Linked DNA regions of Homo sapiens: all the other regions are linked to region 1. The links are chromatin loops, found by intact Hi-C in ENCODE. Cell type or tissue: B cell. All regions are shown on one strand.

Evidence for each region. Peaks named below come from ENCODE experiments on the same cell type or tissue, not always from the same donor. Only the 100,000 strongest peaks of a DNase experiment are listed, where the experiment ranks them.
Region 2: it touches region 1 in a loop (11-fold over the local background); 6 of 110 quality-filtered maps call a loop at or near these places.
Region 3: a loop joins it to region 1, with 14 times the contacts of the local background. A loop is called at or near these places in 4 of 110 quality-filtered maps.
Region 4: a loop joins it to region 1, with 12 times the contacts of the local background. A loop is called at or near these places in 34 of 110 quality-filtered maps.
Region 5: a loop joins it to region 1, with 10 times the contacts of the local background. A loop is called at or near these places in 63 of 110 quality-filtered maps.
Region 6: a loop joins it to region 1, with 20 times the contacts of the local background. A loop is called at or near these places in 3 of 110 quality-filtered maps.

Annotation. Positions count from the first base shown.
Region 1 is chr19:17,467,634-17,471,633 of GRCh38, reverse strand. It overlaps SLC27A1 (solute carrier family 27 member 1), which reads right to left and starts at 1,110. Exons shown (of 12, transcript NM_198580.3): 1 at 927-1,110. The coding sequence starts at 1,093. RefSeq lists enhancers at 1-494, 1,916-2,045 and a silencer at 1,036-1,165. In B cell, no CTCF peak of the experiment used is centred here; DNase peaks (open chromatin) are centred at 423, 543, 1,223 and 1,503; H3K4me3 peaks cover 2,092 bases; H3K27ac peaks cover 775 bases.
Region 2 is chr19:17,264,804-17,268,803 of GRCh38, reverse strand. BABAM1 (BRISC and BRCA1 A complex member 1) reads right to left here and starts at 1,361. Exons shown (of 9, transcript NM_014173.4): 1 at 1,277-1,361; 2 at 1-10. RefSeq lists enhancers at 873-1,584, 1,092-1,591, 1,852-2,311. In B cell, no CTCF peak of the experiment used is centred here; a DNase peak (open chromatin) is centred at 1,563; H3K4me3 peaks cover 1,855 bases; H3K27ac peaks cover 1,903 bases.
Region 3 is chr19:17,536,676-17,540,675 of GRCh38, reverse strand. NIBAN3 (niban apoptosis regulator 3) reads right to left here. Exons shown (of 15, transcript NM_001321827.2): 5 at 3,133-3,300; 6 at 1,411-1,526; 7 at 1,225-1,329; 8 at 911-1,073; 9 at 94-284. Among named protein-coding and RNA genes, the nearest start is that of NIBAN3, 11 kb to the right of the region's middle. RefSeq lists silencers at 570-889, 1,300-1,389. In B cell, CTCF peaks have their summits at 1,818 and 2,040; DNase peaks (open chromatin) are centred at 815 and 1,565; H3K4me3 peaks cover 966 bases; H3K27ac peaks cover 1,807 bases.
Region 4 is chr19:17,525,609-17,529,608 of GRCh38, reverse strand. It overlaps NIBAN3 (niban apoptosis regulator 3), which reads right to left and starts at 2,342. Exons shown (of 15, transcript NM_001321827.2): 1 at 2,214-2,342. The coding sequence starts at 2,268. RefSeq lists a silencer at 2,381-2,490. In B cell, no CTCF peak of the experiment used is centred here; a DNase peak (open chromatin) is centred at 2,428; H3K4me3 peaks cover 3,299 bases; H3K27ac peaks cover 3,658 bases.
Region 5 is chr19:17,389,469-17,393,468 of GRCh38, reverse strand. It overlaps CCDC194 (coiled-coil domain containing 194), which reads left to right. Exons shown (of 4, transcript NM_001395222.1): 2 at 1,623-1,719; 3 at 2,126-2,258; 4 at 2,810-4,000. The coding sequence ends at 2,960. Among named protein-coding and RNA genes, the nearest start is that of CCDC194, 2.7 kb to the left of the region's middle. RefSeq lists silencers at 1,950-2,139, 2,150-2,389. In B cell, CTCF peaks have their summits at 2,033 and 2,234; a DNase peak (open chromatin) is centred at 2,268; H3K4me3 peaks cover 1,579 bases; H3K27me3 peaks cover 1,885 bases.
Region 6 is chr19:17,604,611-17,608,610 of GRCh38, reverse strand. It overlaps UNC13A (unc-13 homolog A), which reads left to right. Exons shown (of 44, transcript NM_001080421.3): 44 at 2,257-4,000. The coding sequence ends at 2,557. Among named protein-coding and RNA genes, the nearest start is that of COLGALT1, 51 kb to the right of the region's middle. RefSeq lists silencers at 1,951-2,170, 2,541-2,800 and enhancers at 1,885-2,789, 2,790-3,694. In B cell, CTCF peaks have their summits at 2,192 and 2,401 (motif pointing left); a DNase peak (open chromatin) is centred at 2,280; H3K4me3 peaks cover 1,225 bases; H3K27ac peaks cover 492 bases; H3K27me3 peaks cover 372 bases.

The sequences.
Region 1 (4,000 bases):
AGGTGTTGAGCCCTGCCCCGCTAGCCGGCGCTCACCTGCTCCCACGTGGTGCTGTTCCTGAGGTCTGCTCTGATAGAAGCCCCCAGCAATGCCTGTTTCATCCCAGAAGGACCCCCAACGGCTCGTTTGAGCAAGTCCCTCAGAGACACCGCAAAAACCCTCCAAGGATCCTTGCACAGGACACCAGAATCTGCCCCCCTAGCATGAATCCAGTGTCCCAGTCTCCAGAAGAGACCCCCCAAACAAGTCCTGGAATACACAGCAGCCTCCCGACACACTCCGAACAACTCCCAAACCCAAAGTCCCACACAGACCCCAAAATCTCAAACAGTGCCCCAGCTGTAAACGATCCCGAGGAAACTCACACCTTCAGAAACCCGGGAAGTCCTTTATAGAGCAGCTCGCTCATCCCTCAGAGAAAGCCCTAGATAGACCCAAAGTGTCTTGGCAACCCCCCAGAGACTATCTATTGGGTCGTCCCTGTGAGCCCCGGTGACCTACTGGAGAGCCCCCTGAAGTCTCTCACAGTTATCACGGCTCCAAAAAGACCCCCACACCGCCACGGATTTCCAGTCAGCCCCAGCTCCCTGGAATTTCCACCAGTTGCCCAAAGACCCCCAAATTGCCCCCCAAATCCCCTGAGATCATCTCCTAAGCAGCCTGCAACGCCCGAAGCACCTTAGAGGCTACTCATCTTCCTCGAGAAATCCTTAAAGTGTCCCCTGTAGCCCCCTCAGAGACCCCCAACTGGTCACCCTCTCAGGCCCCGCCCCCGCCCAGCCCTCGGCCCAGCCCCGCCCCCAACCTACAAAGCACCCTCAGCTCTCCGGACCCTCCAAGCCGTCCCCGCAACCCAGCCCTGCACCGTGCGCCCCCAGAGCCCTCAGCCCCGCCCCCAGCCCTGGACGGATCCCGGCAACACTCACAAGAGGTCTCGCCTCGCGGTCTTGCAGACGATGCGCAGGAAGCGCCAGCCGCCGCTGCCCACGTACACGCCGAGCGCCGCTGCCGCGCTCCAGGTCCACGGCAGCCCCAGCAGCCACAACAGCGCCAGCGAGACCACCGAGGCCGCGCCCGCACCCGGAGCCCGCATCCTGGGGAAGCAGAGAGAGCTGAGGCCGCGGGCCGCTCCAGCCCCGCCCCACGACCCGCTCCGCCCCACGACCGCCCCCGCCTCTACAGCGAGCCGCGCCCCCAGGCCTCGGCTCTGCGCCCCCCGCGAGTCCGGGAACGCGCTCCGAGTCAGACTCCGCCCCCAGGCCTGGGATTGGTCAACTCCTCAGGCCAGGCATCGCCCCTTTCCAGGCTTTTACACCCGCCCGCTAACTAGGAACCAGACCAGGGCCCCAGGCCTGGGATTGGCCAGGTCCTGGCCAGGCTCCGCCCCCGGACCCTGGGTCCGCTCTATTCCATATTTTTGAGCCCATCCTTCCCTGCCAATCTTACAACAGTCCCCGCCCCCAGAGCCAGCATGTCCACCTTGTCGGTCACTGTCAGGCCTCGCCACATGCCTTCATCTAGCCTCTATCCTCGATCCCCGAATTACCCTTCACGTCCTGTCCCCTTTCCTCCTGGTCCTGCCTCTACCCCGTGGCCTTTTCACCACTCACTGGGCCCCGCCCTTAGGTTATGCTTCTAGCCCAGCCCACAGGTACAAGCCCTCTCCCCGAGTCCCGCCCCTCTCAGCCAGGCCCCACCCCCTAGGTTAGACATATGCCTCCCCACCCCCCCGCAATAAGCACACGCCCCACCCTCCCGAAACTAGAGCCCTCCCCAATCCGTTCAAGCCCCACCCCAGTTCCGGGCCTAGCCCAAGTTCCCAGGCTCAGGTTCTATCCTGGCCACGGGCCCCGCCCTCAGGCTTTGGCTCGGTCGCCACCTCCTGGGTTTCACTCCGGCCCCCCTAGGACCTAGGCCCCGCCCCTCTTCCCTCCTGTCTACTTCGAAGCCCCTCAGCCCGCAGAGCCGAGGCCGGCCGTCTTCCAGAAGCCACGACCATAGAGAGGCAACCGGACCGGAGAGGCGACGGCCAAAGAGACATGGGTGCTAGAACGGCCCGCCAGGGTCGTCCGCTGTCTCCATGACAACCAAGCCTTGCCCCACCCCCTCTCCTTTTAGGAAACACACGTGTCCTGCAGCCTTGGGGCGTGGCTCGCAAGATATCAGGACCCGAGCCCTAGTTGGCGTGCAGGATCTCTACCCCGGGGGACCAAAAATATCCCAGTCCACACCCACGGCCCGCGCGGGCTGTATTCTTGCTCCAGCTTGTCCTAAATCCAAGCCCCAAAGCCTCTTTCGGTCTTAAAAACACGTTCCAGGGCCCGGGGGAGTGCTCAACTCACACCATTGGGGCCTCAGAAGTCTCTAACTGTAAACACCGCCGCGGTCTTAACACGTGTGATTCAAGGACACAGCTAATTCTTAATCCATGTCCCGAAGCCTTGTCGGTTAAGTCTCACCGTCACACCCCAGGATCCCAGGGAGGACAAAATCCACACGCCAGGTCCCCATCCTTCCTAGAAGCACCTACAGGCCCTTTACTTGCACCCCGGGGTCCTAGATGCTCCCCCAGGCGCTGCCAGCGCTGGCCTGGGGGCACGCACAACCCCATTCTCTGGCTGACCTGAAGCTGCAAGCCGTGCCTTCAGTCTCCCAGAAGCTCAGGCAGGAGGCAGGCAGGGACTAGGAGGCTGAGGCCGGGGACCTTTCTGTTTCTGCAGACTCCTGGACCCTTCTTGGGTGCGCTGTGCCTACTGTGCGGGCTTCTGCTTTGGGGTCCTTCCCTTCCAGCTCCCCCTCCTCTGCCCCACTGCCGACTCCACCACTGCTTGTTTTCTGCTCTCCTTGGCCGACCTTTCCAGCGTTCTCCTTAGGAGGCGGCCCGGGCCTGATTCCAATGCATTTGGAGGACAGGGCTGGGCAGGCACTCACCCCCTACGCTGCCATTGGTCCCTGCGGGCAGCAGGGTGGCTGGAATGAGGGATCACGAGGAAGATCCGGAGGACAGGCCCAGAGCCAGCCACTGGCCTGCTGCTTTCTGGGCCTGGAAGAGTCAGCAATGACCAGTAACTGCAGTTGCACTCTTACCTAGCCAGGTAGCACCGCTGTGATCACCCCATTTGACAGGTAAAGAAACTGAGGGCAGGCTGGGCGTGGTGACTCACGCCTGTAATCCCAGCATTTTGGGAGGCCGAGTTGGGTGGATCACTTGAGGCCAGAAGTTCGAAACCAGCCTGACCAACATGACGAAACCCCGTCTCTACTAAAAATACAAAAATTAGTCAGGCATGGTGGAGCACACCTGTAATCCCAGCTACTCCGGAGGCTGAGGGAGCAGAATCACTTGAACCCGGAAGGCAGAGGATCCAGTGAGCCGAGATCGCGTCACTATACTCCAGCCTGGGTGACAAAGCAAGACCCTGTCTTAAAAAAAAAAAAATAGAAGAGAGAAAGAAAGAAAGAAAAGAAAGAAACAAAGAAAGAAGGAAGAAAGAAACTGAGGACTGGAGCTGTCATGCTTACTTGGAATTGAGATTCATTCATTCATAAATGTCAGCTGAGTGTTCCCTGTCCCTCCTCCCCTCCTCTCCTCCTTTCCCTCCTCCTTCCTCTCTTCTTACCCCTCCTCCTCCTTTTTCTTCTCTAAACTTCCCCTCCACCTTTCTTGTGCTCTGATTCTCTCTTCTCTTACCCCACTTCCTCCTTCTCTCTTTCTCCCTCCTTCTCTCCTTTCTGCCCTTTTCTCTCCTCCTCCCTGCCCTCCTCCTCTCTTCCCCCCTTCCTTTTTTCCTATCCTCCCTTTTCCCCCTCCATCTTACCAGTTTGTTTGTTTGTTTTGAGATGGAATCTTACTCTGTCACACAGGCTGGAGTGCAATGTCTCAATCTTGGCTCACTGCAACCTCCGCCTCCTGGGTCCACGCGATTCCTGCCTCAGCCTCCCCAGGAGCTGGGATTACAGGCGCATGCCACCAAGCCTAGCTAATTATGTATTTTTGGTA
Region 2 (4,000 bases), 200 kb after region 1:
TCCTGTGTGGCTAGATGGAACACGGACAGGGGAAGCCAGAATCCTCCCCTTGGAGTTTTAAAAACATTTGGTTACGGTCGGGCACGGTGGCTCATGCCTGTAATCCCAGCACTTTGGGAGGCCGAGGCAGGTGGATCACCTGAGGTTGGAAGTTCGAGACCAGCCTGACCAACATGGAGAAACCCCGTCTCAACTAAAAATACAAAATTAGCCGGGCGTGGTGGCGCATGCGGATAATCCCAGCTACTCGGGAGGCTGAGGCAGGAGAATCGCTTGAACCCGGGAGGGGAGGCTGCGGTGAGCCGAGATCCCGCCACTGCACTCCATCCTGGGCAAAAAGAGCGAAACTCCGTCTCAAAAAAAAAAAAAAAAAAAAGATTGGTTACTAAGAAGGAAGAGGGGCGATGAGCCGCTTACTGATGATGAGTCACTCCTCTTAGGGAGTCACTTTCCTCAGCTGCAGAATGGCTGCCTTTTACACCTCTCAGCCGAGCAGCCACTCCGACATAAGATAACAGTCCCCCCTCTTTTTTCCTCTTTTTTTTTTTAACGTAGTGCTAGCCCCATGCCCCTACTCGGCCAGTGAGCACATCCCAGCTCTCTGGCCACTGAAAATGGCTCAGGGATGGGCACATGACCCAAATCAGGCCATTGAGTGGCAGCTCTGCAACTTCTAGCAGTGTCATCAAGGAAAAGAGACTCTCATTAGAGTTGCAGAGCTGGTAGAATAAAGTTGAGAGCTGTGAGGGGCCCCTTTTGCCTCGGTAAAAAGCGAAATGGTCTCCACCGAGAAAACTGCAGATCGAATTCTGACCACCTGGACCCAGCTCCTGTTAGACCCAATCTATAAGCCACCAACTTCCTTTTCTTCCTTAAGCCAGATTGAGTAGGGTTTTCTGTTACCTAAAACTGAAAATGTCTTGGTGAATAAGGGAATAATAACCTCTAGGACACCCTCGTCCCTAGCGGGTGTCTGCATGAGGGAGAAGCAAAATATTAGTACTGTGGTTCCCCTTGGAGAGAAACAGGACGCGAATGGAGCAGTTTGTCTATCTGGGAAATAGGCACGGGCTTCCCAAGATGGTCTTTGAGCGCCTTGCAGTCCCCACACCTCTAAGAAAAACAAGGCTTTAGCGGCAGCAAGAAGGATGGAGGCTACACTGCAGGAGAAACCAGAAATAAAGGCGGAAGCCCCAGGAAAGGCGAGGAGCTGGATCTCTTGGGGCAAAGGGAGCTGGGCCCCTAGGAACGGGCCCCACACGCTTTCACCACCCACCTTCGGCTCACCGTAGCCTGAACCTCCTTCTAAATCAGCCGCCGACTCACTAGGAAGCCGCCATCTTTACAGCCGGAAGTTGTACGGCGCAGCCCCGACGCCTCCTGGGAAATGTAGTTCAGCGGGCTGCAGAACAAGCAGAGACAGAAACTGGTTGAGGCTAGAAAGAACTTGGAAACTGATAGGCTGAAACTGGGTTGGGGGTGGGGTTTGGAGTGAGAGCTGCCTGGAGCTGGGTGCGGCGGGACCTGGAATGTGATTGGCTACACTGGAGCAAAGTATGAAATGTGATTGGATTAAAAAAATTAGTGAATTTTTGTTTTTGGCCGAATCAGACTACAATAGTCAGTGCTTCTACCGTGATAGGCTGAAACGTGGAATAGAGGTGGAGCTTGCAATGTGATAGGCTAAGAGGGACGGAGAAGGCCGATTTAGGGAAAGAGGAGGAGCTGATTGGTGATTGGTGGAGCTGGCCTGAGCCTCCATGTGGGGCAGGTATTCCCATGTGGGTGTGGCCTGAGCATCCAGGGCCCTTCCCAATTACTTAATTCTTGTTCCTTATTTTACATATATTTGCATGAATCAAAAAATACTTACTCTGGTCTTATTGGGTCACTGTAGGTGGAGCGAAGCTAAGTCGGGCCTATTTCAAGCCTACCTCTTTTTTCATGGCTTTTTTTTTTCTTATTTTTAGAGACAGGGTATCGCTCTGTCGCCCAAACTAGACTGCAGTCACGCGATCATGGCTAGTCACTACAGCCAAGCGATCGCTCAAGTAGCTGGGACTACAGGCGAGGACCACCGCATCAGACTACCCTAGGCTTCCTTCCTTTTTTTTTTATTTTTATTTTTTAGATGGAGTCTCACTCTGTCGCCCAGGCTGCCGTTGTCTTCTTAGTGCACACTTCCCCCTTAGCCCCAGAAGTATTTATTTATTTATTTTTATTTTTTTGAGACAAGAGTCTTGCTCTGTCGCCCAGGCTGGAGTGCAGTGGCTCAATCTCGGCTCACTGCAACCTCCACCTCCAGGGATCGAGCAATTCTCCTGCCTCAGCCTCCCAAGTAGCTGGGATTACAGGCATGCACCACCAGGCCCGGCTGAGATATATATAGTATTTTTAGTAGAGCTGGGTTTTTGTTGTGTTTTTTTTTTTCGTTTTTGTTTTTGTTTTTTTGAGATGGAGTCTCGCTGTGTCACCTAGAGCGGCTCTTTGAAGGCTCTAAGCCTTTGCCCAGGAAGTTCCTTCTGCCTGGAATGCTGTTCCTCCTGTTGCTTTTCTGGCAAGTTCTTTATGCTTCAAAGCTCACCTTACACAGCCCCTCCGGCTATTCTCGAATTAGAGCCTGGCCAATGTGGCCGGCTTCTTTGACCCTCAAAAAAAAAAAAACAACTGAGGAGTTGGGGGCAGTGGCTCACACCTATAATCCCAGCATTTTGGGAGGCTGAGGTGGGTGGATCACGAGGTCAGGAGTTAGAGATCAGCCTGGCCAATATGGTGAAACCCCGTCTCTACTAAAAATACAAAAAATTAGCTGGGTGTGGTGGCGCGCACCTATAATCACAGCTACTCAGAAGGCTGAGGCAGAAGAATTGCTTGAACCCAGGAGGTGGAGGTTGCAGTGAGCCGAGATCGCACCACTGCACTCCAGCCTGCGTGGCAGAACAAGATTCCATCTAATAAAATAAAATAAATAAATAAACTGAGGCTTCAAGTGGCTCTTAAATGTTTCTGGGGCTGGTGGGGTCGGTGGCTCATGCCTGTAATCCCAACACTTTGGGAGGCTGAGGTGAGTGGATCACCTGAGGTCAGGAGTTTAAGACCAGCCTCGCCAACATGGGAAAAACCCATCCCTAGCCGGGTGCGGTGGCTCACGCCTGTAATCCCAGCACTTTGGGAGGCCGAGGCTGGCAGATCACTTGAGGTCAGGAGTTCGAGACCAGCCTGGTCAGCATGGTGAAACCCTGTCTCTACTAAAAATACAAAAATTAGCTGGGCATTGTGGTGGGCACTTGTAATCCCAGCTACTCGGGAGGCTGAGGCAGGAGAATTTCTTGAACCCAGGAGGTGGAGGTTGCAATGAGCCAAGGTTGCGCCACTGCACTCTAGCCTAGGCGACAGAGCAAGACTCCATCTCAAAAAAAAGAGAACTGTCAGCCCACAATGAAGAGACAGGCAGAGAAGAAAAGTTCACAGGGGAGCCAAATAAAAACCATCAGCTCACGGGAACATTCTAGCTCTTTTTTTTTCTTTCTTTTTGAGACAGGGTCTTGCCTTATTACCCAGAATGGAGTGCAGTGACGTGACCACGGCTCACTGCAGCCTCAACTTCCAGGTGTTAAGCAATCCTCCCACCTCAGCCTCCTGAGTAGCTGGGACTACAAGCGTACGCCACTACTCCTGGCTAATTTTTATATTTTTTGTAAAGACGGGGGTCTCGCCATGTTGCCCAGGCTTGTCTTAAACTCTTGGACTCAAGCGATCTGTCTTCCTCAGCTTCCCAGAGTGCTGGGATTACAGGTGTGAGCCATGGTGCTCGGCCCATTCTAGCTCTTGAGAAATAAAATCCAAGAGTCAGAGCTAGAAGGGCCATGAGTTTGGAGGCTGAGAAGAGGAGGGGCTGAAACCTTGGGAGTCAGGTATGTGTGCCCCGCTAGGGCTGCAGGAAGCCGCTGTCCCCGAGAAGGAAACAACACAATAACAAGTCACGTGACCAGGGGAGGGG
Region 3 (4,000 bases), 69 kb before region 1:
CCTAGAACAAATTCAGTGAAGATTCTCCACAGGAAAGACTCAAGTTAACACATCACCCTCTGGCTCACTGAACCCCTACCCACGGGAGCTCACCTCCCTGCGCAGCCGCGTGCCTGAGGGGCTCTGGCGCAGGCGGTGGGACAGTCGGTCCATGCCTTGAGCCAGGAGGGTCCGCACCGCCTCGAGCGAGGCTTCCACGGTGCGCAGCAGGGTCTGCACGACCCGGGGCAGCTGCGGGTCCACCTCCCGGCGCAGGCACGACTCGAGCGGTCCCCTGATATCCGCTGGGAGTGGAAGACACTGGTCTGGAGTCCCCTCCGCAAGGTGCCTCACAGATGGGGATGTGCAGGGGCCCTCGCGAGGGGGACGCGAGCAGGGACGCTGAGCGCCCTCTTCTACCCATTGTAATGATGAGAAAACTGAGCCTCGGAGGGGCGGGCCCAGTCAGGATTCCCACCTGGGTCTTTGTAGGGGCCACCTTGGCCCACCGCTGCCCATGTATCAGCCTTTACCCCCGCCCCTCCTCCGCTGTTCTACTTCCCAGGCCCGCCCACCCGCATTGGCCCGGCTCTGGGCCTCAACTCCTCGAGCCTCAGCCTCAAGGCCACGCCTATCCCCCGCTGAGGCCCCGCCCTTTTTGTATCCAAGCAGCCCCCTTAGGACCTGGTTTCCTCCGGACAGACTCTAGGCCCCGCCCCCAGTGCCTCGACCACAAGACCACGCCCACCGCCTCGCTTTGGCCCCGCCCCTTCCCCACCCGTTCCCTTGCACATCCTATGCTTGGCCCCGCCCCTCTCTGACCACGCCCCCATTTTACATAACTTCAAGCCCATTCTTCGCTTAGGTCACGCCCCTTTTTCCCCAGCATCGCCTCGCCCCTCCCAGCCCAGGCTCCGCCCCAGGGCCTCACTCCTCAGCCGCCCCGCCACACGCGCCCGCTGCCGCAGCAGCTGGTCCACGTCCGGGCGGATCGTCTTCTCCAGCGACGCAAGCAGCTCGTCCTTTTCGGGCTGGAAGGCGCAGAGCCCGGCGGAGGCCCCGGCCAGGACAGCTGCGTGAACGGCGTCTAGAAGCTGCCCAGACCGGTCGAGGGGGGACAAAGCCGAGACACGGGGCGGGGATGGGGGTCAGAGAGATCGGGAGAGGGTTTAGGCGACAGTCGTGGGAGGGGAACCCGAACGCCCGCATCCCGCCCCCTATCCCGGATCCGGACGCCGTGCATACCTCGGTCCAGGCCCAGGCGCGGGCGCGGCCTGCCCCCCGCAGGCCAGGAAGGGTCTGGGCTCGCAGCGCGGGAAGTTGCTCCCGCATCAGCACCGCGGTCAGCACCTGCAGGAGAGGGGGCCATGGGCGCCGCGGTCGGCCGGGAGGGTCCTGGGGGTCCCGGGTGCGGCCTCGCGGGGCACTAACCTCGGCGTCTGAGCCTAGGGTCACGTCGTCGTCGCCAAAGTGGCCTTGGTGCTGCCGGTAGAGTCGGACGGCGTCCAGGAAGGCCCGGGCAGCAGGGGCCTGGCTTCGCTGCAGGACTGAGAGGGGCTGCTCCTCAGTGCCTGCTGGTAGCTCCCCTGCCTGGCTCCCGATGGCCCGGGGAGGAAGCCCTCCGCCTGGCCAGGTCCCCAACACCCAAGTCTCACCCATCTCTGGAACTTTGCATAGGCAATGCCCTCCACAGGGAACACAGTCCCCCAAGACCATCATGTTTATTCAACTTAGAAGGAACCCTCTACTGGCAGCCACAGCCCCGTGACCAGCAGTTCAGGCCATACATACTGCAGCCACTAGCTGTTCCTCTAGTTGCATCGTTTGTGCAGTCAACAACCTGCCCAACTGTGTGTGTCAGTCCTGCTGCTCCCCTACTTTTTTCTTTCTCTCTTTCCCTTCCTCCCTTTCTTCCTTCCTTTCCCTCCCTCCCTCTCTTTCTTTCTTTCTCTTTCTTTCTTTCTTGCTTTCTTTCTTCTTTCTTTCTCCTTTCTTTTCTTTTTCTTTCCTTTCTTTTTCCTTCTTTTCTTTCTTCTGTTCTCTTCTCTCCTCTTTTCTTTTCTTTTCTCTCTCTTTCTCAGGGGGTCTCTCTGTTGCTCAGGCTGAAGTGCGGTAGCATGATCATTGCTTACTGCAGCCTCCAAGTCCTGGGCTCAAGTGATCCTCCCACCTAAGCCTCCTGAGTAGCTGAGACCACAAGCTCATGCCACCACGCCACTGTGCCTGACCTATTCCCCTTCTTCATCTGGCTGGCCCCTCATCTTTTTTTTTTTTTTTTTTTAAGACAGAGTCTCACTCTGTTGCCCAGGCTGGAGTGCAGTGGCACCATCTCGGCTTACTGCAAGCTCCACCTCCTGGGTTCATGCCATTCTCCTGCCTCAGCCTCCCGAGTAGCTGGGACTACAGGCGCCTGCCACCACGCTCGGCTAATTTTTTGTATTTTTAGTAGAGATGGGGTTTCACCGTGTTAGCGAGGATGGTCTCAATCTCCTGACCTCGTGATCCTCCCGCCTCGGCCTCCCAAAGTGCTGGGATTACAGGTGTGAGCCACCGCGCCCAGCGGCTAGTCCTTCATCTTTTACAGACCCCAGCTTCCCCTCATCTGGGAAGCCTGCTCTAACCCCCATCCCTCAGGCTGAGCTCCCATAGCACCCTGTGTGTCTCTGTTACAGCCCTAGTCACTCACAACTGCCTGGTGTCCCTTCTGGCTCCCCCAACAACCCATTTTCTTCTCGTGTGTGTGTGTGTGTGTGATGGAGTTTTGCTCTTGTTGCCCAGGCTGGAGTGCAGTGCCGCGATCTTGGCTCACTGCAACCTCCACCTCCCGGGTTCAAGTGATTCTCCTGCCTCAGCCTCCCGAGTGGCTGGGATTACAGGTGCCTTCCACCATGCCCAGCTAATTTTTGTATTTTTAGTAGAGACAGGATTTCGCCATGTTGTCCAGGCTGGTCTCGAACTCCTGACATTGGGTGATCTGCCTGCCTCGGCCTCCCAAAATGCTAGAATTACAGGCATGAACCACCACACCTGGCCTAAAAACCCATTTTCTGGGTAAAGAAAGTGAGGCCTGGAGAGGTCCCGAGCCAACAGAGGCTGAGCCATCTGACCCCAGACCATTAGCCCCACAAATGTCTGACCCGTCCTGAGACCCACCTATGCCCTGAAGCCGGATGCCACCCTGCAGGGCCAGCCTCCAGGCATGCTGTGCCTCCCTGGTGGCTGCAGAGAAGCAGAGGTGCCGGCGGAAGGGGTGCTGCAGGAACAGCGGGAAGCTCACAGGCACTTCCAAGAGGGAGTCAGGCTCTTCCTGAGTATGGTCTCCTGAAAACAAACAGGAGGTCGCATCTTCTAGACGTTCATTCACTAGGAGAAAATACCCCTGAAATGCATACAGCAGTCCCTGGCATGGGCAGTTGCTCGATAAATATGAGTCATACCACGATACTTGCCACCATCCTTATTCCAACAGCACTGGGTGGGGCACAGTTTTGGGGGAGGCAGGGTCACCTTCTTCCACTGCATGCCCAAGGCAGACATCACCAATCCATCCCAGAACTGTTTTCCAGCCTTAGCATCCTTAATACAGTCCTCCTGGCAGCCACCACCAATCCATTCAAGCTGGGATGTTATCTGAGTCGTCCGGCTTTATGTGGGGTTTTGGAGTCAGTCAGACCCGGGTTCCAACCTGACCAAACCACTTTCATTTTCTTTCTTTTTTTAACAAAAGGGACAGGGTCTCACTATGTTACCCAGGCTGGTCTTGAACTCCTGAGCTCAAGCGATCTGCCTGCCTCAGCCTCCCAAAGTACTAGGATTACAGGTGTGAGCCATTGTGCCCAGCCTGGCCAAGCTACTTTCTAGCTCTATGACTAGGGCACACAGCTCTATGAGCTGTGATTTTCCTGCCCAAATGGGGTTAACAGTGATACCGATGACCTAGAATTATTGACAAGACAAAATAAGTGAATTCAGCTTTGGTTAATTTATTTGGGGACCAGCCGCGGTGGCTCATGCCTGTAAT
Region 4 (4,000 bases), 58 kb before region 1:
AACTTTCTGTGAGTGATGGAGGTGTGCTGTATCCTGATCTATCTGGGAAGTAGTCATATGGGTGATGGGTGACTAGCTCTTTGAGCTGTTGCCCTAAGGCTTGTACACTTGACTGTAAATAAAACATAGTTCCATTCTGCTGCCCGGAATGTGGACCCAATGGCTGGAGCTCCAGCAGCCATTCTGTGCCATGAGGCTACCTTGGGCACAGGAATCCACACATGGCAGAGCCATGAGATGAAAGGACTTTAGGTGTCTAACTTTTACTAGCCTGCCTGCTTCCACACCTCTCAGTTTGAGGAGAAAAAAAAAAAATCCTTATCTTGTTTAAGCCACTATCTGGGGGAAAAAAATCCCAGTGCTACATAGAGTAACTCTTTGAATCCTTACAATGCCCCCCCAGCCCCATGAGCTAGGCGTTGTTGCTATCCCCATTTTACATATAAGAGAATGAAGCCCAGGGAGGTGAAGTCACTCACCAAAGGGCACACAGCAAATGAGGGAATGACCAGGGTGTGAACGTGAATTGTTTGTTTGCAAGATACATCACTGGCCTTAGCACATGCTGTTTCTCCTGTCCAAAATGCTCTTCTGGTATCTCCTTCCTTCCAACACCATCACATCCCTCCAGCCCTGGCTTGATCATTGTCTCCTCAGTGGGCAGTCATCCACCTCTGCTCTTCCCTACCCTCAAGGAACATGTGAGCTCTCTCCCATCATTCTCACCATGCAATTTTGGGTCATGACTTGACCCAAAAACCAAAAAAACACTCTTCCATGCTGCTGCATGGAATGTAGACCCAATGGCTGGAGCTCCAGCAGCCGTTCTGTGCCATGAGGTCACCTTGGGCACAGAAGCCCCACATAGCAGAGCCACCAGAGGGAAGGTGTTTAGACCATGAGCCTGTGAGGGTAAGGCCAATACCAACCCCACAATGTCCCCAGCGCCCAGCACAGTTGCTCACCCCACATATGAGGACAGAGGGACCCGAATGGCACTGAATCTGGCACTGGCCCCTCTTAGTCTCAAATTGGGAACTGAGCCTCCATCCCCAGGGTCCTACCGAGGGGCCTGCTGGTCCCTGCCCGCTCAGGAAGACATCCCTCAGGGCCTGGCTGGGTCTGGGACACCCTCCACTTGGCCCTATGCCTCCCACCTGAACCCCTGCCCTAAATCAGGTCACTAGATTTACCAAATAAAAATAGAAGACACAGTCTTCTGGGCACAGTGGCTCACACCTGTAATCCCAGCACTTTGGGAGGCTGAGGTGAGCAGATCACCTGAGATCAGGAGTTCGAGACCAACCTGGCCAAAATGGTGAAACCCCATCTCTACTAAAAATACAAAAATTAGTCAGGCATGGTGGCACATGCTTGTAATCCCAGCTACTCGGGAGGCTGAAGCAGGAGAATAGCTTGAATCCTGGAGGCGGAGGTTGCAGTGAGCCAAGATTGCGCCACTGCACTCTAGCCTGGGCAACAGAGGGAGACTCCATCTCAAAAAACAAAACAAAACAAAACAAACAAAAAAAAAACCATAAAGGGGTAATTGGTTTTCAGCATAAGTGTGCACTATGCAAAATCTGGGATACACTTATACTAAAAATAAGATGCAGGCTGGACACAGTGGCTCCCGCCTGTAATCCCAGCACTTTGGGAGGTTGATGTGGGAGGATCGCTTGAGCTCAGGAGTTCAAGACCAGCCTGGGCAACATAGTGAGACCCTGTCGCTACGAAAACAAATAAAAAATTAGCCAGGTGTGGTGGTGCACGCCTGTGGTCCCAGCTATTCGGGCTGAGGCGGGAGGATCGCTTGAGCCCACAAGTTCAAAAGCAAACTGGCCAACATAGGGACACCCTGTCTCTATTAAAAAAAAAAACAACCAATGAAATAATTAGTTGGGCATGGTGGTACATGCATGTGGTCCCAGCTACTTGGGAGGTTAAGGCGGGAGAATTGCTTGAGCCCAGGAGGCCAAGGTTGCAGTGAGCCACGATCATACCACGGCACTCCAGCTTGGGCAACAGACAAGATCCTGTCTCAACAATAAAAAAAGATTCACTGCGTGAAATTTACATTAAGAAGGCATCCTGTGTGTTTTGACAGCCCTAGGTCTGAACCGAACCCCATCTGCTGCATGGAGCATGTGGACCCAATGGCTGGAGCCCCCACCCACCTGGACTCCCACCCTGTCCCCTCCCCGGCTGCTCACCCCTTAGGTGCTGCCGCTGCTGCTTGTCCAGAGGGCTCGAAGGCCGCCCACCCATGCTGCTGTCGTCTCCCGGGGCTCCTCTTCCCTTCCCCACGACCACCGCCTGCGTTCCTCGGCTCAGGGGCACCTGGATGGCGGGTGAGAGGCTTGGTCACAGTGGGTTCAGAGGCCCCGCCCCTGCCCCACCCCACGCTGCACCTGCGTCCTCCCCACTCCCCTGGGGCCCGTGTTGCCCAGAGCCAGTGGTTTCTGTAGAGGCTGCGGGGACAGCCCCGGGGTTAGGTTGTGGGGTGTGGGAGAAAGAAAATCATAGCTCGTCTTGGAGGAGGGTGGCAGGGCAGACATCTGGCAGGACCGGCCAGCAGTCGTTGTGTATGGGGGCTGGAACAGGGGGATGGGCAGGGATGCGGCATCTAGTTCCTGGTGCCACACCCCCCCACCAGCACTGTGCCTACCCTGTGCCCGGTGAGGCTGGACCCCAGAGAGGATACAGCCCTGGCCCAGCTCCTAGGAGTCCCCAGGCTGGGGAGACAGAGCTGGACAGGCACTCCCAGACTGTCCCTGAGGTCAGTGCTGGGGCAGGGGGGCAGATGCCAAGGTCTTAGAGGATGGGTGGCCTGGCAGGGGTGAGCAGAGAGACTTGGGGGCACTGAAGCTTCATCCTTGATTCCTTCTTCAGGCCCCCAACACTGTCCCTCCCACCAGTCCATCACCTGGACTCCATTTCTTTTTCCTTTTTTTTTTTTTAGAGACAGGGTCTTGCTCTGTTGCTCAGGCTGGAGTGCAGTGGCACGATCATGGCTCACTGCAGCCTGGAACTCCTGTGCTCAAGTGACCCTCTCACTTCAGCCTCCAGAGTAGCTGGGCCCACAGGCACACGCCACCACCATGCCTGGCTAATTTTTGTATTTTTTGTAGACACGGGGGGTCTTCCTATGTTGCCCAGGCTGGTCTCAAACTTCTGGACTCAAGTGATCCGCCCACCTCGGCCTCCCAAAATGTTAGGATTACAGGCATGAGCCACCACACCTGGCATATTTCACGTTTTAAGTGTCTCTTAAAGGTGTCCTTTTTTTTTTCTTTGGGACAGACTCTCGCACTGTCGCCCAGACTGGAGTGCAATGGCACTATCTTGGCTCACTGCAACCTCCACCTCCCGGGTTCAAGTGATTCTCCAGCCTCAGCCTCCCGAGTAGCTGGGATTACAGGCGCCCGCCACCACACCTGGCTAATTTTTTGTATTTTCAGTAGAGACGGGGTTTCATTATGTTGGCCAGGCTTGTCTCAAACTCCTGACCTCGTGATCCACCCTCCTTGACCTCCTAAAGTGTTCTTTTTTTTTTAAACGGTGTCTCACTCTGTTGCCCAGGCTGGAGTGCAGTGGCATGATCTTGGCTCACTGCCACCTTCGCCTCCTGGGTTCAAGCGATTTCTGGCTAATTTTGTTTTGTTTTGTTTAGTAGAGATGGGGTTTCCCTGTGTTGGCCAGGCTGGCCTCAAACTCCTGACCTCAGGTGATCCTCTCGCCTCAGCCTCCCAAAGTGCTGGGATTACAGGTGTGAGCCACGTCACCCAGCGAAGGTGTCCCTTTTCTTGGGCCCAAACCCCATCTTTAGCACCCCAAAACTCTCCGTGCTGACCTCCCGAAGCTCTCCCATTGCCCTTTGGGAAAGCACCACTGAGGGCCCAGCCTCATCGCTCCAAGAGCCCTCTGGCTCCACTCAGCCCCCTGCAGCTCCCGAAGCCCCCATGTCCCTCTGACCCCCGCGGTCTTGTCCAGTGCCTAG
Region 5 (4,000 bases), 78 kb after region 1:
TGCAGTGAGCTGAGACCGCGCCACTGCACTCCAGCCTGGGTGACACAGCGAGACTCCATCTGAAAAAAAAAAAAAAAAAAAAAAAAAAAAAAGTCTCACTGTCCTTTGCTATTTGCCAGATAAATGGTGTCTGGAGAAACGCCAGACCACTGGAGGCCCTCCTCCATGTGCCAACTCAGCCCCACTCCAGCCAGTTTCCAGCAGCCCTATTTTGAGAGAGGGACATACATGTCACCTGTAATTAGGAGGCTAAAGTTGGCCTCTTGGGGGAGGTACCTGCTGGGTCCTCCTTTTCCTCTGACTAACCCTTCAGACTTTTTCTTAACCTTTTCCAGCCCTGAGCCTGCCAAAAGAACTGTCCTTAAAATCCCAGCCATTTCCATTTATGGAGTGACTACTGTATACCTCTGTGCACACCCCCCATTCCACCCCAACCTCCCAGCCCAGCCGAGGTAGTGCAGCATCTGAATATTAAAAATCAAAATGGGGCCGGGCGCAGTGGCTCACGCCTGTAATCCTAGCACTTTTGGAAGCCAGGGCGAGTGTATCAGTTGAGGTCAAGAGTTCGAGACCAGCCTGGCCAATGTGGTGAAAACCCGTCTCTACTAAAAATACAAAAATTAGCCAGGTGTGATGGCGCATGCTTGTAATCCCAGGCGGAGGTTGCAGTGAGCTGAGATCCCACCACTGCACTCCCGCCTGGGCGACAGAGCAAGACCCCATCTCAAAATAAATAAATAAATCCAAATAAACCCCTACCCCTTTTCTGCCCCCTGGACCAAGAGAAGGGACTGGGGCAGTCGAGGTTAAGAGGATCCTACTCCAAGTACAGGTTCTGGCTCTGCCCCCTTGCTGTAAGACGCACTGAGGAAGCCGAACCAGTCGTTTTGCAGAATGTCCTACACAGGCAACCGACACATACCCCAAAAATTCAATCATTGTCAACCATCAAATTGCCCTGTGTTGGTTTTTGTTGTTGCTGGGTTTGTTTGTTCTGAGACGGAGTCATGCTCTTTTGTCCAGGCTGGAGTGCAGTGGCACAATAGCTCACTGCAACCTCCACCTCCCAGGTTCAAGCGATTCTCCTGTCTCAGCCTCCTGAGGAGCTGGGATTACAGGCGCCCACCACCACACACTGCTATTTTTTTTTTTTTTTTAAGTAGAGATGGGTTTTCACCATGTTGGCCAGGCTAGTCTCGAACTCCTGGCCTCAAGTGATCCGCCTGCCTCGGTCTCCCAAAGTGCTGAGATTACAGGCGTGAGCCACGACGCCCGGCTAACTTTGTTGGTTTGAAATCCCATCAGCTAGTCCCAGATGGAGCTGAAAGTGGAACTTGAATCTGACCGCAGAGCTCAGCACTCTCCACTTTCTGGTGGCTTAGGGTTGGTGGCGTTGGACCTGGGCAGAGATCTCCCTCCAGGCAGGCAGCTGTCACCACTCGGTGCCCCAGGCTTCAGAAGCCACTTCTGTATTTTACAACTACAAGGCCCCAAAGGACATTCCACACAAAGCTCAGGACACAGGGTCGCAGGTGGCTTCTCACTGTCCCCAAAAGGGCCAGGCCGAATCACTCCTCCTCTCCTCTGCCTACACCCCCTCCCACTTCCCCTCCACTCCTCAGAGCCGGCTTCAGACCCAACTAACGACACTGAAGATTGAGATGGACGAAGCCAAGGCACAGGGGACCCAGATGGGGGCCGAGAACGGGGCGCTGACAGGTGCGTTGGGGTGTAAGGGAGTGGGCAGGGATAGAAGTGGGAGGAGCCTAGGTGAATCCTAGTTATCCAAACAAGCACAGTTGCAAACGTAATGCAAATAACACGGATATAAACGCAAAAACTTATGAAAAGAATGCAAACAACATGCAGAGGCCATGCAAATGTCACAAAAACAAGGCAAATGCCACAAAACATGCAAACTCCTTGTAAACGACTCACGAAAGCAATGCAAACCTATGAAAAGCTATGCAAATGGCACGTGGAAGCCATGCAATGGTACACACTAATTTAATTCAAATAAAGGAAAGCGTGCAAACGGCATGCAGACTATCAACTTGGATTCCGGCGTGCGTGGGGCGGGTGGGCGCGGGAGTCTCCAGCCTGACCCGGCTCCCTGCGCCCCCAGAGGCCCTGGCGCGCTGGGAGGCGGCGGCCACGGAGTCTACGCGGCGGCTGGACGAGGCTCTGCGGCGCGCAGGCGTGGCGGAGGCCGAGGGCGAAGCCTGTGCGGCCCGGGAGGCGGCGCTGCGCGAACGCCTGTGAGTGAGGGGCTGGCCCGAGGGCGGGGTCGGATGGACGGGGAGGGCGCGACCAATGCTTGCGCAGGGCTGCATTCTTTCGGCCAATCATTACTTTGGGCGTGGAATTGTGGTGGGGGGGGGGCATTGTTGATTTAATAGGGGGATCCTGGAATTGGAACCTAAGGATGGAGAAGGGAGTGGACTCTCTTGGGATTCCAGGCTGGGGCGGGCATTCTAGAAACTTAGGTCCCCAGGATCCAGCGTCGGTGGGAGCCCCGAGAGGGACGGGGAACGGAAGAGAAGGGAGCAAGGAAAAGGGAGTATCGAGGGAGAGGCTGGTGGTAGGGGGACAGAGCTTCTGGGGATGTAGCTGGGAGTCTCTAGGGAGGCGTCCCGGGAATGGCTGGGGGTCGAGAACGGATGCCGGATCCTGGGGAGCGGGAAACCCTGGGAGATGGGGATCTCTGGGGATGGAGTTCCCAGCAAAGGGACGCTCTGGCGGATGAGGGCTGGCGATGTCTGGGGACAGGGGTCCAGAGGCTGACAGCCCCCTTCCCCCTTCCCGGCAGTAACGTCCTGGAAGCCGAGATGAGCCCACAGCGCAGAGTGCCCCGGCCGCGTCCCCGCTCGGGGTCCCGACCCCGGCCCAGCCCTCGCTCGCGCTCTCGCTCCGGACCCTCCGGGGGCTGCCGGCGGCCGGCGCGGCGCGCACGAGGGTGAGTCGGCCCCCTGCCGGAAGGGGGCGTCGGCCTGGAGGACACATATGGGGGGGGGGTCTGCGGGGACGTGTATAGAGGCACCCCCACGCTGGATGCGACACTCAGCTTTAGACCCTGGAGACGTCCTGAACGGAAACTGCACAGAAAGGTGCCTCAGCCCTCTCTCCCCCACCATGTAAAGTGCTTATTCTACAGACAGGGAAACTGAGGCCCAAGTGATCATGCAGTGAGCTAGTGCTTAGCTGGGATTTGAAGTCCCCTCTAACAACAATGTTGCCGTCATCCCACAGATATGAGGACTGGAGGTCTAGCCCTGGCTCAGGAAAAACCGGAAAGGGTCACTTTCCCTCTTTGGGTTTCAGTTTACCCTATCTGTAAAATGGGTGATTGGACTCATGATAGGGAGCTGATTTGACAACAAAAGCTGACAAAGGTGGCACAATAGGAAAACCGCAAATCCCTAACCCTGTGAGAAGGGTACAAAACTCCCAGATGGAATTTAAACAAAAAGAACCAAGTAACATGTTTGTTTTGGTTTGGTTTTGAGATGGAGTTTTGCTGTTGTCGCCCAGGCTGGAGTGCAGTGGCACAATTTGGGCTCACTGCAACCTTCACCTCCCAGGTTCAAGCAATTCTCCTGCCTCAGCCTCCCAGGTAGCTGGGATTACAGGCCCCCACCACTACGCCCAGCTGATTTTTGTATTTTTAGTAGAGACGGGGTTACACCATGTTGGCCAGGCTGGTCTCGAACTCCTGAGCTTAGGTGATCCGCCCACCCGGCCTCCCAAAGTGCTGGGATTACAGGTGTGAGCCACCGCTCCCAGCCCATGTTTTTAACCTACACTGCAACAAAGGTGACTTATGCCTGAGACAGAGCAATGGTTCAATATTGCCAAGTCTGTTAATTGCTATACTAATAGATCAAATGAGGAAATGTATAAATTGTGGGGGAAAAAACACATCAAAATCAGTGCCAAGGTGAGGACGTCCACTGTCAAGTAGTTTTTTTTCTGGGAGTACAAGCCAATGCAATTACACAAG
Region 6 (4,000 bases), 140 kb before region 1:
GGGAGGCAGAGCTTGCAGTGAGCCGAGATCGCACCACTGCACTCCAGCCTGGGCAACAGAGCAAGACTCCGTCTAAAAGAAATATATATTATATAATTATATATAAAATATGTATTTATATTATATAATTATATATAAAATATGTATTTATATTATATTATATAATATATAATAAATATATATCATATAAATATATTTTTATATATTATATATAAATATATATATATTTATATACATATATAATATATATTTATATTATATATAAAATTATATATAGTATATATTATATAGTATAAATAAAATTATATATAGTATATATTATATTATATATAAAAGTATATATATTATATATTTCATATATTATATATTGTATATAATATAGTATATACAAAAAATATTAGCTGTGTGTTGTGGTGGGCGCCTGTAATCCCAGCTACGCGGGAGGCTGAGACAGGAGAATCGCTTGAACCCAGGAGGTGGAGGCTGCAATGACCCAAGATGGCGCTACTGCAGTCCAGCCTGGGCTACAGAGTGAGACTCAAAAAAATAAAAAATACAGAAATTAGCCGGGTGTGGTGGCAGGCGCTTGTAATCCCAGCTACTCCAGAGGGTGAGGGGTACGAGAATCGCTTGAACCCAGGAGGCACAGGTTGCAGTGAGCCATGATTGTACCACGGCACTCCAGCCTGGGCGACAGAGCAAGACTCTGCCTCAAAAAAAAAAAAAAAAAAAAAGTCTGTTCACGGGGGTAGATGGATGGTGGTGGTTAGCAAGGGTAGAGTTGGGGTCATCCGGGGTAGATCCTTGGGTCGAGTGTCAGCCTCACAGAGCACTGGGGCAGGGCAATGTTGTTGGATGTTCTTAGGAGACAGAAGTGCAGAAGAAAGTAGTCCCAGCTACCTGGGAGGCTGGGGCAGGAAGATCGCTTGAGCTCAGGAGTTTAAGGCTGCAATGAGCTATGATTGTGCCACTGCACTCCAGCCTGGGTGACCGACATAGCGAGACCCTGTCTTTAAAAAAACAAAAAACTATGGGCCAGGCGCGGTGGCTGACGCTTGTAATTCCAACACTTTGGGAGGCCAAGGCAGTGGATCACCTGAGGTTAGGAGTTCGAGACCAGCGTGGCCAACATGGTGAGACCCCCCCCCCCGCCACCCCCATCTGTACTAAAAACACAAAAAATCAGCCCGGTGTGGTGGTGCATGCCTGTAATCCCAGCTACTAGGGAGGCTGAGGCAGAAGAATCGTTTGAACCCGGGAGACAGAGGTTGCAGTGAGCCGCGATTGTGCCACTGCACTCCAGCCTGGGTGACAGAGGGAGATGCCCACTCAAAAAATAAAAATAAATAAAAATAAATAAAAATGCACAGGGGTAAGGGTAAATCAGAGCTGGTTAGCTGGTATTATCTAGGGGGCCTGGGAGCTCTTATGGGACAAGATTGAAGCCAGTTCCATGTCGTGTCAGCACAGGGCTCTTGGTCAGAAGGTTTTGGGGCGATTGGCCCCTTTAGGGGATACTCAGGAGGAGAAGCATGGTCTAGTGGGAGGTCAGATGTCAGCCAGGGTGGGCCGGAGTACTTCAGGGATAGAGGTACAACCTGGGAGGTGGACAAGAGGGAGAAGCTGGGCGTGACCCTGTAGGAGGGGCTCTTATCCAGCTGGCGTCAGGGCAGGTCACTGGGACTGCTTAGGGGCAGGAGCACAGGTGAGGGGCATGCGGGAGGCGGTGTCACCCATGGTGAGGCACCAGGGCAGGCTCATGTCTGGAGGGCATCTTGGAAGTAAGAGGGGTGGGCTGGGGGTGTGGGGGGCTGGGGAAAGGGCCACGTCGTGGGTCTAGAGGAGAGCCTGGTTAAAGAGCTTCTGGGTGGGACATTAGGGGCAGGGCCGTGCGGGCAGCAGTTCAGCCGGCAGAGGGCACAGGCGCGGGTATCTCAGGGTGGGAGCATGGCCTTGCAGGGCGGTGTCTGAGGGGCGGGAGCTGGATGTAAAACTATGCGGTCATTTTTCGGTGGGTGGAAAAATGGGAAGAACAGGCGTGGGCGTGGCCCAGCTCGGGGTCAGCTGCTGTGGGCGCGGCCAAGCACAGGGTTGTAGGTCAAGTAACGGGGCAGGGGCGGGGCTAGCGTAGCGTGGGAGGTGACAGGTGTGGGCACCCCGGTGTGGGCGTGGCCCGCAAATGCGGTGGGGACGGGGCCGTGGGCGGGGCATCACAGTAGGTGTGGCCTGTCTCACGTTCCGCCCCTCCCCACGCAGCACGCTGAGCGCCGACGCGGGTCCCGAGTGCTATGAGCTGCAGGTGTGCGTCAAGGACTACTGCTTCGCGCGCGAGGACCGCACGGTGGGGCTGGCCGTGCTGCAGCTGCGTGAGCTGGCCCAGCGCGGGAGCGCCGCCTGCTGGCTGCCGCTCGGCCGCCGCATCCACATGGACGACACGGGCCTCACGGTGCTGCGAATCCTCTCGCAGCGCAGCAACGACGAGGTGGCCAAGGAGTTCGTGAAGCTCAAGTCGGACACGCGCTCCGCCGAGGAGGGCGGTGCCGCGCCTGCGCCTTAGCGCGGGCGGTCGGCCGAGCGGCACTGCGCCTGCGCGGAGGGCGCTGGGCGGGGAGGGACGGGGCTTGCGCCTTGGTGGGACCTCCCCAGGGGCGGGGCTCGGGGGGCTCCACGCCAAGGGTGGGCTGCGCCTACGCCCTTGACTCAGCTTTCCCTTTTGGGGAATTAGGAATGGAGGATGCCCCGCCCTCTCGGGAGGCCACGCCCAAGGGCGCGACGAAGGAAGGAGCCACATCCCCAACTTGAGGCCACGCCCCCAGCACCTAGGGGGCATTTTGAGCTGGGATGGGGGAAACCTCGTCCCTATGGAGGAGGCCACATCCCGGGGCTCTGGTACCGGGAGGCACCACCTCATGTCCCCTGGAAAAGCCATAAGATGGGACCCAGACCCCTGGGACCCCAGACCAATTGCCAAGTATGGAAATCTCAGCTCCCTCGAGGGGGGGCCCTGGGCAAGGGGTAGGGCTCTCTGGAGCGCCCCTCTAGGTGGCCTGGGGACTGGAGGGACCAGGATGCTGGTTGGAGGGCCCCGGAATACCGGAGTCCCTTTAGATATTTGTGCAAAAAATAAATGGGGGGAGGGGGGAGGATGGGATTTCAAAAGCACATGCGCCCTTGGGCGCCCAAACCCTGGGGGCCGAGGGGACGGCTCTGGTTCCCCACGCTGCCCCTACTTCCCTTTGGGAGTTTGCCTCTCCCTCTCCCCCAACAAACCCAGTCCTCATATCATAGAGTTCAACACACCCATTTGACAGATGGCAAAACTGAGGCTTAAAGAGCTGCTTGAGACTTGGCCAAGGTTCCAGGTGCCATACCCTCTGTGCCCCTCCCTTAGGCCTGTGTGCCCCATGGAAGGGTGGGCTGAGATCGGGATGACCTGACACAGCTCCCTATTGCTGCTAATTCCCCCTCGGCCTCCTCCAAGGGGTGGGAATTCCAGGCCAAGACCCCTACTTCGCCTTTCCTTCTCCGGCTGCCAAGCAGGACCTTTGCCCTCAGCCCTTTCTCCTGGGATCTCCATGGGGGATGCCATGAGGGCCTCCCACCACAAAAGAGAATTTGGGATCCCCTGGTCCCAGGTTTCTCCATCCCTTCTTCCTTTTCCAGAATTTTCCAAATAGGAAAGAACAGAAGGAGACCAGAAACTCTAGGGGGGAGAAAGAGAATGAGAGAAAGAGAATGAGAGAGAGAGAAACACAAACACAGTGACACAGTGAGAGCTTAGTCTCCAAGAGCCTATTCATTGATTCAAACACCCAAGCCACAGGATACCTCAGATGGCCCTCTTGCCAGCTGGAAGCTCTTTCTCCAATGAGCAAAGTTACAGTGACCTGGCTGGAGTTACCTGGTGCACATAGGACCTTAGGGGAAAGTTCAGCGTGGACTACACTTGCTCTGGGATCTGCTTTTCCACATGTGTGTATGGCACGCCTTTTTCTGCTGG